Regions from separate parts of the Homo sapiens genome. Here regions 2 and 3 are each linked to region 1. Evidence: chromatin contacts called from ENCODE Hi-C or POLR2A ChIA-PET data. All regions are on one chromosome and are shown on one strand. Each heading gives the region's core, a stretch centred on a gene start or an enhancer-like site at or near the end of the contact. The rest is flanking DNA. Distances are from core to core; before and after follow the strand shown. Region 1 holds the start of LINC00563 (long intergenic non-protein coding RNA 563). Region 2 has its middle 18 kb from the start of RUBCNL. Region 3 holds the start of RUBCNL (rubicon like autophagy enhancer).

Region 1 (3,955 bases), core at 450-2,949:
TCCCAAGTGCAATGACCCCTAAATGCAAACCATTGTTTTTGACCAGCTATGACTAAAACAGCTAAAAAGGATTGAGAAACAGCAAGAGAGAAACTATGCCCTCTAAAGAAGCAGACTTCCTGCCTTGGCTAGCTTGTGTTAGAGCAGATTCTGCCAAATAATACCACTATAAAACGTGTCTTCAAAAAAGCTGTATCTTCCAAAAGATGATGTAACAGTTGCTCTAGGGAGGCAATAGCAATGTTCAGATGAATGGTGAATTCCTTTCCTATTGCTGCTCTAACAAATTACCACAAATCAGTGGCTTAAAACAAAACAGCTTTATTACTGCACAGTTTTGGAGGTCTGAAGTCTGAAATGGGTTTCACTAGGTACAAGTCCAGGTGTCAGCAGGGGTGTGTTCCAGCTTCTAGAGGCTTCCTGCATTCCTTCGCTCATGGCCTCACTCCTCCATCTTCTAAGCCAGCAATGTCAGGCTGAGCCTTCCTCATGCTGCCGCCTTTCTGATTCTTTCTCTCCTGCCTCTCTCTTATAAGGAACATTGTGATGACATTGGACCCACCCAGATGATCCCAGATAGTCTCACCATCTCAAGGTCAGCTGATTATCAACCTTAATTCAGTCTGGAACCTCAAGTCTCCCATTGCCATGTGACATAACATAGTCACAGGTTCCAAGGATTAGGATGTAGATATCTTTGGGGGGCTATTATTCTCCCTATCACAAAAGGGAACACCAGAGTCTTCAGTTTAGCAATCTTCAAGGAATGTTGACAAAGCAAGAATCTGAGGCTTTGAGAATGTAGGTAATTTTCCCGAAGACATTCTGCAAGTAGGAGATAGAGCTGGAACATGACCAGATCTGTCTGCCAAGTAAGCCCAGGCTCATCCTCCACACGCTGCCCCCATCAGGAGGCAACCTGGCCCCTTCTACTGAATCTCTACATCAGATGGAGCCTGCATATGACTCAGCAGAAACCTCAGAGGAAATTCTGCTTCCTTCAGGAATTTCAGGGCATGGTGGTGATTGGAAAGAGTCAGGACAGTTGGCCTTTACTTCATATTGCATCACAACCACTAAGTGGCTTTGGGAAGTTTGCTAAAACTTTCAGGTTCTAAGGATCCTCGGCTGTGAAACCAGGAACTTGGACTAGATGGTGTCTAAGACATCTTTCAGTTCTAAAATTCTATAATTGAATGGTCTTATGGGTAAAACCACTTTGCTGCAGAACAGTGCCACTCAGAGCATAGTTTGTCGACCTCTGTCAGTCCAGAGTATTCGGTACCTGTCCATGACAAGATAAGGAGCTTAAGCCAAAATGTTAACCAACTACATCAGTAAGTGCACTGTTCAGTACTGCTGCCATTTGATTTTTTGTAGCAAGGCTTTCGTGGTGAAGGAAGCAGTGTGTTGATTTACTTCCTGGCATAATCTTCTTATCTCATTGCAGATTGTTAGCAAATAGTTCCTGGATGAGATTCTGAATAATGCTGATGTAGAAAAAACATTAAAGTTCAGAGGTGAATATGTGCTTAATATCTGAAAATTTTTAGAGAATGACAGCTGGTTGTTCTTGCCTCACAGAAAGGAATAGTATCCAGTAAGTATTTGTAAAAATACAAATGATGAAACTATCTTTGGGATCTGTGATAGACTGCAGTATTTCTTCCAGATTATTTACACTCTCCCTGCAAGAAAATTATACATCCAGGTCTACTGCCATGGGCCTTCCTGTGGAATACATTTCTTCCCACTATTGACATCAGACTTGGGTCCAGGGACTTGCCTTGGTTAATGGAATGTGAGCAGATGGCTTATACCATGTCTCAGCAGAAGTTTTGGAAGTCATTCACGCCTGTAATCCCAGCACTTTGGGAGGCCAAGGCGGGCAGATCACTTGAGGTCAGGAGTTCAAGACCAGCCTGGCCAACACGGTGAAACCCTCTCTCTACTAAAAATACAAAAATTAACTGGGTGTGGTAGCGCACGCCTGTAGTCCCAGCTACTAGGGAGACTGAGGCAGAAGAATTGCTTGAACCCAGGGGGTGGGGGTTGCAGTGATCCAAGAGTGCGCTACTGCACTCCAGCCTGGGCGACAGAGCAAGACTCCATCTCAACAACAACAACAACAACAAAAATCATTGCATAGTTCAGCCATGGCTTTTTTTCTTCTCTTAAAAAATGTGGGGGCAGGGAGGGGAAGGAAGGGGGTGTCCTAGGTAGGGGTGAATCTTTCAGCCTGTAAACCAGAATGAAGAAGACATGTAGAGCAGAGCTATAGTCAACCCTAGCTGACATATATTGTAAGCAAAAAATAATCCTTTGTCATTGTCCCTGAGATTTTGGAATTGTTTGTTACTGCAACCTAACCGAACAAATGCTGGTAGAACAATTTGTATTCCTTTGGGTATATACCCAGTAATGGAATTGCTGGGTCAAATTGTAGCTCTGTTTTTAGCTCTTTGAGCAATCACCACACTGGTTTCCACAATGGTTGAACTAATTAACACTCCCACCAAGAGTATATAAGAATTCCCTTTTCTCTGCAACCTCACCAGCATCTGTTATTTTTTGACTTATTGATAATAGCCAATCTGACCAGTGTGAGATGACATCTCATTGTTGTTTTGATTCGCATTTCTCTAATTAGTAGTGCATTCTTCTTTCTATTAGTAAGTACAACAAAGTTTTTACCTCAATAGCCTCATGGCCCAGTCAGGACTGCTTTATCTCAAAAAGCAAAGCAGAAACTACAGCTATTATGAAGTCAATGACAGTAGCATTGTTTACCCCCAGGCAAATAGATTTCTTATTGCTGAGAGCATACCCACCTCCTCCAACACACACACACACACACATACAGGATATGGATTAAGTTGAATGGTTCAAGTGTTTTATGTTTTCATAGCCACACTCCACTTCCAATAACTTACAAAGTCCTGTCAGTTCTACCTCCACCTCTTACATGTCTCTCCAATGTCTCTGGTTCCACTGCCACTATTCCATTCCAGGCCATCATTATCTCTCATCTGGACAATTGTGATAATTTACTAAGTGGTATGGCCATATACATCAACTCTTCCCCCACTCTAGCTAGCTTGCTATATAATTCTACAAAAGTCAGGGCTGGGCATGGTGGCTCATGCCTGTAATCCCAGCACTTTGGGAGGCTGAGGTGGGCAGATCACGAGGTCAGGAGATCGAGACCATCCTGGCTTGATCTCCTGTCTCTACATGGTGAAAACCTGTCTCTACTAAAAATACAAAAAATTAGCCGGGCGTGATGGCGGGCACCTGTAGTCCCAGCTACTCGGGAGGCTGAGGCAGGAGAATTGTGTGAACCCAGGAAGTGGAGCTTGCAGTGAGTCGAGATCACGCCACTGCACTCCAGCCTCGATGACAGAGTGAGACTCCATCTAAAAAAAAAAACAAAAACAAAAAACAAAAAACAAAAGTCAGCTTTCCAAAATGTAAAATTAATCACATTATTGCCCTGCTTAAAACTCATTCAGTAGTCACAAAGGAGAGAAAAAAAGGAATCAAACTTTATCACTACAGAAAATGACCAAACTGCAAAAATAAACAATGAGAAGAAGTAAGGAATAAGTAATATGCAAAACAACCAGAAAACAATCTATAAAATGATAAGAGTAAGTCTTTACCTATCAATAATAACTGTGAATGTAAATGTATTAAATTACTCAGTTAAAAGACATAGGTTGGCCAAATTGAAAAAAAAGTAAGACCCAACTATATGCTGCCTACAAGACACTCACTTCACCTGTAAATACAAGCTTTATGTGAAGGGATAGAAAAAGATATGTCATGAAAATGGAAACCAAAAGCAAGGAGGAGTAGCCATGCCTATGTCAGATAAAACAAACTTTAATTCAAAAGCTATAAACAGAAACAAGGGACATTATATAATAATACAGGGATCAATTCAGCAAGGACA
Region 2 (3,955 bases), core at 548-3,047, 110 kb after region 1:
CAAGAACCTCTCCATCTTCTTCAGTTTCTGTTTTCTCTTTTTCCTCCTGTCCATCACCTGAATCGCCCTTTAAATTTGCAAGTCCTGAGAGTGGTGCCTCACCAAGGGCTCTCTGTGGGCCCTGCGTCTTTGCTGAGCTCACCCTAGTTTGAGCAGTGGTCAGGCAATAGTCAGTTTCTCCTGGCAGAGTCACCATTCCCTTATCTGTGCTCTTCTAAGCCTCTGGAAATTAGAAACTTCCCCTAAGCACTTTCTTTCCAGGAAGGAGACTCAAAATATTCCTTTTCCTGTGCCCCACACCTGCGTTCTCAGCACTCATACTTCTCCAGGTTATATTCCTGTTAGTTGTGTTAAGGTCTTTTTCTGTCCTTTAGTGATTGAAGCAGATGCATTCAATCTGAAATCTGAAAATCTTATATCAAATCTTGGCTCCACTTTGAGTAATGTATTAAAGTCAGATGAGCTTTCCTTCTCTCTTCTGTCAATAGAATTACCTTCCTATGATAAGACTTGGTGGGGGAATTAAGGAGGTAAAGTAATTTACTTAAACATACTTCAACAACCAACAATGATTATCATGCAACCAATGCAACCAAAACTCTTTCTTTGCACTTTTTTCTTTTCTTTTTTCTTTTTTTTTGAAACAGAGTCTCACTCTGTTGCCCAGGCTGGAGTGCAGCGGCGCAATCTCAGCTCACTGCAACCTCTGCCCCTGAGTTCAAGCAATTCTGCCGCCTCAGCCTCCCAAGTAGCTGGTGCCTGCCACCACACCCAGCTAATTTTTGTATTTTTCGTAGAGATGGGGTTTCATCATGTTGGCCAGGCTGGTCTTGAACTCCTGACCGCAGGTGATCTGCCTGCCTAGGCCTCCCAAAGTGCTGGGTTACAGGCGTGAGCCACCGTGCCCAGCCTCTTTGCACTACTTGAGGACCATCAAAGGCAATCGCACTCATGACTCTCAGTCTTACTTTATTGCATTCCATTTCCCCTCCCCTCAGCTTCATTTACACCCAGAGCCTCCTCCCAAGTGTCTCTCACTCTCCAAGTGCCACTTCTTACAGGAAGTTACTCAACACACAGTAGCTAGTGTTTGTGTCTATATTTTCGACAGCAACTGACACAGAGCCTACCACATAATGAGAGCTCCACAAACATTTGTGAAATTGAATGGAGTTTTATCAGAATACAGAGATCTTACTACAAAAAAACTAGAGTAAATAACTTTTTCTTCTAAAAAAAAAGTTCAACCTCAGTTACCTCTCTCATTGCTAACCTCATTCCCTCCCCCTTGTAGCCACCATCACCACCCCAGGGCAGAAAGGGCATCTGGAACATGATGTGGCATTTCCTTCAGCATCCCTACCCCCACCATTAGCTTAATTTGTTAGGACAGTGACCAGGGAGTGACTGCAATCAAAGGGAGGGTGCTGTGTGCTTCTCTCCAGCTCTGAAGTGCGGCTAACTCTCCTTAGGATGTAATCAGAGATTCTTCTTCAGAAGTCCTTGGCGTACTTTTCCTAGCTCACCACAACTATTTCTTCAGTTCACGTCCAAGAGGAATGGGATCATGTTGTATAAATTAAACATTTTGCTTCTCCTCTATCAACCCAGATCCATATTTATATCCACTATTGCTGTTCTGATGATGGAAGATTCCCATCATTGCTTCTTTGGTTCACACTCCAGCAGCAGAGTCATGCGTCTCACAGTCTCTAAGGCCACTATAGTAGTTACTGGATTAACAGTAACATCAAAAAAGAAGGAAAAGGAAAGAAGCAAGGCAGGAAGGGAGGAAGGGAGGGAGGAAAGGGAGGGAAGGAGTGAAAGAGGAAGTGAGAAAGGAAGAGGGGGGAGGGAGGAAGGAAGGAAGGGAGCTTATTCAGCTTATTGTCAAGTTCAAGAGAGGCTCATATTTCTTTATATATAGTAGTAATATTTTCAGAACCAAAAATGAGGATATAGCCTGATGAATGACATTTTCTGATTTTTAATTATACAATTCATAAAGTAATTAAAATTTTGCTAAATTTACTTGAAAACATGTATTAATTAGCCTTTATTGGAAAGAAAGCAATTTAATGTAATCATGTTTATCTGAAAAATTCATGAGATTAGATTATTTTGCTTATGTGGATTGGTTGAAGTGGCAATGGACATAATTCTTAAAGCAGCACAATTTTCCCTAATCAGTTTCTATTCCTGTGACTCTATCTTATGCTTTCTTATGAAATTGAAATGGCATCGAATCTACTTAAACACATTTCAAGAACCAACCATATTAATGCTGCAGTGAGCCATGATTGTGTCACTGTACTTCAGCTTCAGTGACAGAACAAGGTCCTGTCTCAAAAAAAAAAAAAAAAAAAAAACAGCAATAATTATAATGCAACCAAAACTCTTTCTTTGCATTTTTAAAGGATCATCAGAGGTGATCATAACTCTCTACCCTACTTCACCACATTTAGTTGAAGTAGGAGACCACTGGCAGGACTTATTTCTTGGTCCCCATGGTAAAGTAAAGAAACTGGCAGGAACCAGCAGATGGCCAGAAAAGTGATCCCTAGCTGCTCATTAGCATAAGACACTCCTACCAGCACCATGACAGTTCACAAATGCCATGACAACCACCCAGAAGTTACTGCCCCTTTCCTAGAAAGTTATGAATAACCTGCCCCTAAATTTGCATTAGCCCACCTCTTAATTTGCATATAATTGAAAGTGGATATAAATAGAGTTGCCAACAGTCCATAGCTGCCAACTTTGGTTGCCCTGACTGTAAGTTAGCCCTGCTTATCAAGGAGCAGTGCCATTCAACAAAAAATTGCTAATACCACTGGCTCACTCTTGAATTCCTTCCTAGGCAAAGCCAAGAACCCTCTCGGGCTAAGCCCCAATTTGGGGGCTCATCTATCCTGCAACACCTTTGCGCCTCCCTCCAATTTATTTACACCCAGAATCTACTCCCAAGCATCACTCTGTCTCAAATTCCACCTAAACTCTCCCAACATGCTTCTCTGTTTTATTATGCAGATTGACTTTTCAGACCCTTTCCCAATAAGCATAGAGTGATAAAGTGAGAGAAACTCAATGAGAAATTACAGGATTTGCTTCACTGGGTGCATAAAGTGGGAAAAGACTAGAATACTTCCATACTGATCATTTTTTGGCCTATCAAGTATTGTTTTATGCAATTCAACTTTTCACCTCCCAGAAACTTTTCTCAAAATTTTATGCATAGCTTTATAATTTAGTTACGTATTAAACTTGGGTCATCTCTTCCTTCTAAACTTAGAAAAGGAATATAACTGACTAATTAATGTTAAAGGTTTCCATAGACAAATAATCCAGTGGAACAAAAGAGAAAATCCAAAAACAGAGCCACATATATATGACCACTTGATTTGCAACAAAGATGCACTGCAATTCAATGGGAGAAAGAATGGCTTTTTCAGGCCAGGCGCGGTGGCTCATGCCTGTAATCCCAGCACTCTGGGAGGCCGAGGTGGGTGGATCACGAGGTCAGGAGATCGAGACCATCCTGGCTAACATGGTGAAACCCCATGTCTACTAAAAATACAAAAAATTAGCCGGGTGTGGTGGCGGGTGCCTATAGTCCCAGCTACTCGGGAGGCTGAGGCAGGAGAATGGCGTGAACCTGGGAGCTTGCAGTGAGCCGAGATCAGCCACTGCACTCCAGCCTGGGGGACAGAGCGAGACTCCGTCTCAAAAAAAAAACAACAACAACAACAAAAAGAGTGGCTTTTTCAAACAAAAGGTACTTGGGCATTTTTATATCCATGTGGAAAAGACCTGAACATTGACCGTCACCTCACACCATACACAAAAATAAATTTGAGGTGGATCACAGACCTAAATGTGAAACTTAATAAAGCTTTTTAAAAGAGCACAGAGGAGAATACCATAATGATTTGAACAAAGATTATTTAAACAGGAC
Region 3 (3,955 bases), core at 736-3,235, 89 kb after region 1:
TCCAGCTTCTTAACTGAGTCATCTTTCAGCTCCTTTTAATTAAAAAGAAAAAACAATCAGAGATCTAATTGGGTATCAGGAAGATACACAATATGACTAACAGGCACTAATATTACTACACTTATAGTCTCTGGAAGGCTGGACATACTTATCCAAGAACTGCCTAAATTTTTACAATGACACACCATGCTAAATCTTCCATATTAGAAATTCCATATTTCTCTCCATACTAGAAATAATCGTTCCATATTAGAAATAAGAACGTAGATTTGGTAACAAGGGAAACTATTCAAATTTGCCAGTGCTATTATTTGTGTGCCTTCAGATGGGTGGGGAAAAAATGTGTCAGCAAGCAATGCAGCCTTTCTTTAGTTTTTTACTTATCCTCTAAAGATCATGCAAAAAAAAAAAAAAACCAACAAACGTTTACTCTTGGATGTTTAACCTTGGCTCCGACAGAATGTTCCTTGTATCAAAAAACAAGAACTCAGCCAACAATGTTTTTGTTGTTAAACGGTTGCATGAAGACTATGTCCAGTCAAATCTAACCCCTCACCCCGCTCCAAGGCTATGACCCTCAATTTTCATCAAAGTTCCTACCATCTCCCACTTTGTAAAGGCCCTAAAGAAGTTAATGAAGAAGGCAAAGTTCCTGTCCTCTGCTGTCACTCAGTAATGAGCAGTTTCATGTGGCAGTGCAGAAACTGGGGTTTGAGAAACAGAGGTGTCCTGACACTCTGGACCGGTAATCACGAAAACCCCAGCACTGCCATAAAGATGCTGTCTTAACTCGGCTCCAAACAAAGTTCTGTCGGCGGCCGGCAGTGTTTCAGTGGGCAGCAATGTGGTGATACCTTCACAGGATACTTTATAGGCTTCAAAACACTTCCCTCCCTCCAGGCCATTAACCTTCTAAACCACACAGTGGGGTATGGCTGGAGTATTCTCCCCCTGAGGCAAGGGAACTGAAGTTCAAGAAGGTTTCTTGACTTGCCAAGATCTCCCCGCTACTTTGGCTTTAAGAAACTGGGTCTAAGAAACTCAAGCTTACGGATTCTCTGTTCTCTGCGCGCTCCCACCACATCTTCAATTCAAAGATCCTTCCAAATTCCACAGAAATAACCCAGTAAGGGCAGCTCTTGAGTATACCTTTTCCTTTGAGTCTTAATTTTCACTCAAGGCGAAATAACCCCTCCTCTGAAAGTTCTCCACGTTTTCCAAGCGGACAGCATCAAGTTCGCAGGGGATCTGTATCAGTCTCAGCAGGTGGACTTCACAAGGGGCGGGTTGGGGGAACGCCCGCCTGACCGTGTCCGGCGTGGCGGGGGGTTGGGGGCGAGAAGAGTGGGGGTTGCTATGTAGGGCGCCCGGACCAAATAACACGCCGCGATTTCACACTCCAGCCTAGCTCAGTTATGTAGCCAAATGTTTTTCTGTCACCACATATCCACGACTTTGGCTGTGTTGAGGACGAAAACAGAGAAAAGACACTGATCCCAGAACACTGCGCCTGGGAGGACGCAGGGCGCAGGCTTTGTAGTCTCTGAGAATCGCCCTGCGTAAAAGTGTCCTGAGGTCCCGCTTCTGCGCCCTTCCCGGCCCAAGCCGAACACAGGGTCAACCTCACTCTACAAAGTCAACCGGATAGAAATCCGCCACCCCGCGAGGAGCCCCTTCCTACTGTCTCCAAGGGGTCCCCGACACTGCTCTGAGCGACCCTAAGATACCTGGGTGTCTCTGCTGGGCACAAACCTCTCTGGCGCCACTTCCACCATCCAACCTCTCCCGCGGCCCTCCCTTCCCTTTCTCCAACCACCCTCTCCACCCCGCGCCGCTCCCATCTCGCCCCCGGCCCCGCCAGCCTCACCCAGCCAAACCCGAGCGGTGGAACGCTGCGCTGGGTAAACGCCGCGCGTCGGGTCCTCCCTCGCGCGGCTCCGGGCAGCGTTCCGTGGCCACCGCGCTCCCGGTAACAGCAGAAAGGGGAGGGAGGAGAGCTACCGAGGAGGGGACAGCGACGCCCCGACGCCGCCACGCCCCCCGCCTCCCACACGGGGGCCACCGTAGCTCTCTAGAAGCTCCTCAGGGAAGCAAAGCGCCGTTCCCGCCGCAGGCACCGAGACGTCGCCCAGATGGAAGAAACTCTGGAGATGCGCGCTCCTACACCGGTGCCGCGGCGCCCGGGCCCAGCACCACGCACCTATGCGCGCCTCTGCCGGTCCTCCTAGAAATCCCGCCCTGCCTACCCGCGGCGCGAGACGCAACGACGCTTTCAGGGGTCAAAGACCTGGCAGAAATGACTTCCCAACCCCAGATGCCCCCAGCAGCAGTATTTAGCAGTCATACAATTGCCTGAAATGAAGAATGAGTAATCTGGATGAGTCGGCCCTGAAATCGACCTGCAACTTACCCGGAACGTGAGCTGTCTCTCTCTGACCTCTGCTGGCTGCTTCACCTGGAGTCTGAGTCCGACTCATGTAGCACTTCACTGTCCGCGTTAGTTTAGCCTTCACTGTCAGCAACTCGTCACCTTGTCCTCTTGCAGCGAAGGTTTGGAATCCCATCACGGGTGTGCAGTGGTTAGTCCTGAGATCATGGTGGTGCTAGGAGAACCTGCCAACCAATACAGAAAGTTGTCACGAATAGAAACCTAAGCTCTGGCCGGGTGCGGTGGTTCAAGCCTGTGATCCCAGCACCTACTTTGGGAGGCCAAGTCGGATGGATCACTTGAGGTTAGGAGTTCGAGACCAGCCTGGCCAACATGGTGAAAGCCTGTCTCTACTAAAAATATAAAAATTAGCCGAGCGTGGTGGCGGGTGCCTGTTATGCCGGCTACTAGGGAGGCTGAAGCAGGAGCAACCCGGGAGGCGGAGGTTGCAGTAAGCCGAGATCGCGCCATTGCACTCCAGCCTGGGCGACAGAGCAAGACTGTCAAAAAAAAAAAAAAAAAAAAACAGAAAGGAGAAGAAGGGAAGGAGGGAGGGAGGGAGGAAGGCAGGCAGGCAGGCAGGAAGGAACCCAAGGGAGGGAGGGAGGGAAGAAGGAAGGAAGGAAGGAAGGAACCTAAGCCAAGGAAGGAAGGAAGGAAGGAAAGCAAAGAAAGGAAGGAAGGAAGGGCGAAGGAAGGAAGGAATCTAAGCCAAGGAAGGAAGGAACCTAAGCCCAGGAAGGAAGGAAAGAAGGAAGGAAGGAAGGTAGAAGGAAGGAAGGAACCAAAGCCAAGGAAGGAAGGAAGGAAAGAAAAGTAGAAAGGAAGGAAGGAAGGAAGGAACCTAAGTCCCAGAAGGAAGGGAGGGAGGGATGGAGGAAGGAAGGAAGCTAAGCTCTCTCTCGCGGTGCCCTGACTTCTCCCGGGGAAGGACCTCTGAGCTGCCTGCACTGGTAATGACACGTAGGTGAACCGGTCCTGGCTTTCTTAGAAGATTCCCTGCTGCATAAAACCAAATCCCGTTGCACTTTCCTGGGTTCCTTGGCTTTGTCCTTTGTCATTTCCAGGATGGAGCAGAGGCACTGGTAATTTGGCTTTTACTTGCCTGGTACCTCTGGCATGGAGTGGCTAAACGGTGGCACCATGTACTAGTTGCTGCCATCTTCAGATAAAATATTGAATCAATATGACAAAAGTCAGATGAATACTAGCTGCCAATTACCCTGCTTCCCTTGGGGGCAGCCTGTTTGGAGCATAGACCAGCTTTGACCTGCAAGAACTCTGGATATTTGGAATATTTAAAATTCCAAATACAGTATCCCAGGAATTCAGGTCAGCTGAAGGCCGATTGGGAAGGGCTTACCTTAAATGAATCAGAAAGAAAAAGGTGTGGGTGTGTGCTAACATTTTTTGAGTATCGGCTATGTGCCAGGTACTTTTTCTTATTATTTTAAGCAAGTCTGTGAACATCCCTGAGAATAACAAATCATTTGTTCCCATTTCGCAAGGGGGAAATCTATGACTTAG

Evidence for each region. A loop is a pair of places that touch in the nucleus more often than their neighbours do. ChIA-PET counts read pairs that join two places held with the same protein, here RNA polymerase II (POLR2A). Pooled maps may share reads with other maps.
Region 2: a pooled map shows a loop between it and region 1 (3-fold over the local background). The contact joins the enhancer-like site here to the promoter of LINC00563 in region 1. A Hi-C loop is called at or near these places in 3 of 50 pooled maps. POLR2A ChIA-PET finds 5 or more read pairs at or near these places in 2 of 52 experiments (OCI-LY7 and activated B cell).
Region 3: a loop to region 1 is called in a pooled map, with 3 times the contacts of the local background. The contact joins the promoter of RUBCNL here to the promoter of LINC00563 in region 1. A Hi-C loop is called at or near these places in 5 of 50 pooled maps. POLR2A ChIA-PET finds 5 or more read pairs at or near these places in 4 of 52 experiments (A673, OCI-LY7, activated B cell and 1 more).

Annotation. Positions count from the first base shown.
Region 1 is chr13:46,296,145-46,300,099 of GRCh38, forward strand. LINC00563 (long intergenic non-protein coding RNA 563) reads right to left here and starts at 1,700. Exons shown (of 1, transcript NR_047493.1): 1 at 301-1,700. All of the region lies in intron 2 of LOC105370194 (a long non-coding RNA gene), which reads right to left. RefSeq lists an enhancer at 288-1,487.
Region 2 is chr13:46,403,050-46,407,004 of GRCh38, forward strand. No RefSeq gene overlaps it. Among named protein-coding and RNA genes, the nearest start is that of RUBCNL, 18 kb to the left of the region's middle. Within about 2 kb of position 1,798, at least 5 of the 41 ENCODE cell types and tissues checked have a DNase peak (open chromatin) inside an H3K27ac peak, as active enhancers do; they include OCI-LY7, where a contact is called at or near this core.
Region 3 is chr13:46,385,267-46,389,221 of GRCh38, forward strand. RUBCNL (rubicon like autophagy enhancer) reads right to left here and starts at 1,986. Exons shown (of 15, transcript NM_025113.5): 1 at 1,868-1,986. RefSeq lists enhancers at 1,753-1,842, 2,223-2,502, 2,533-2,632, 2,653-2,762.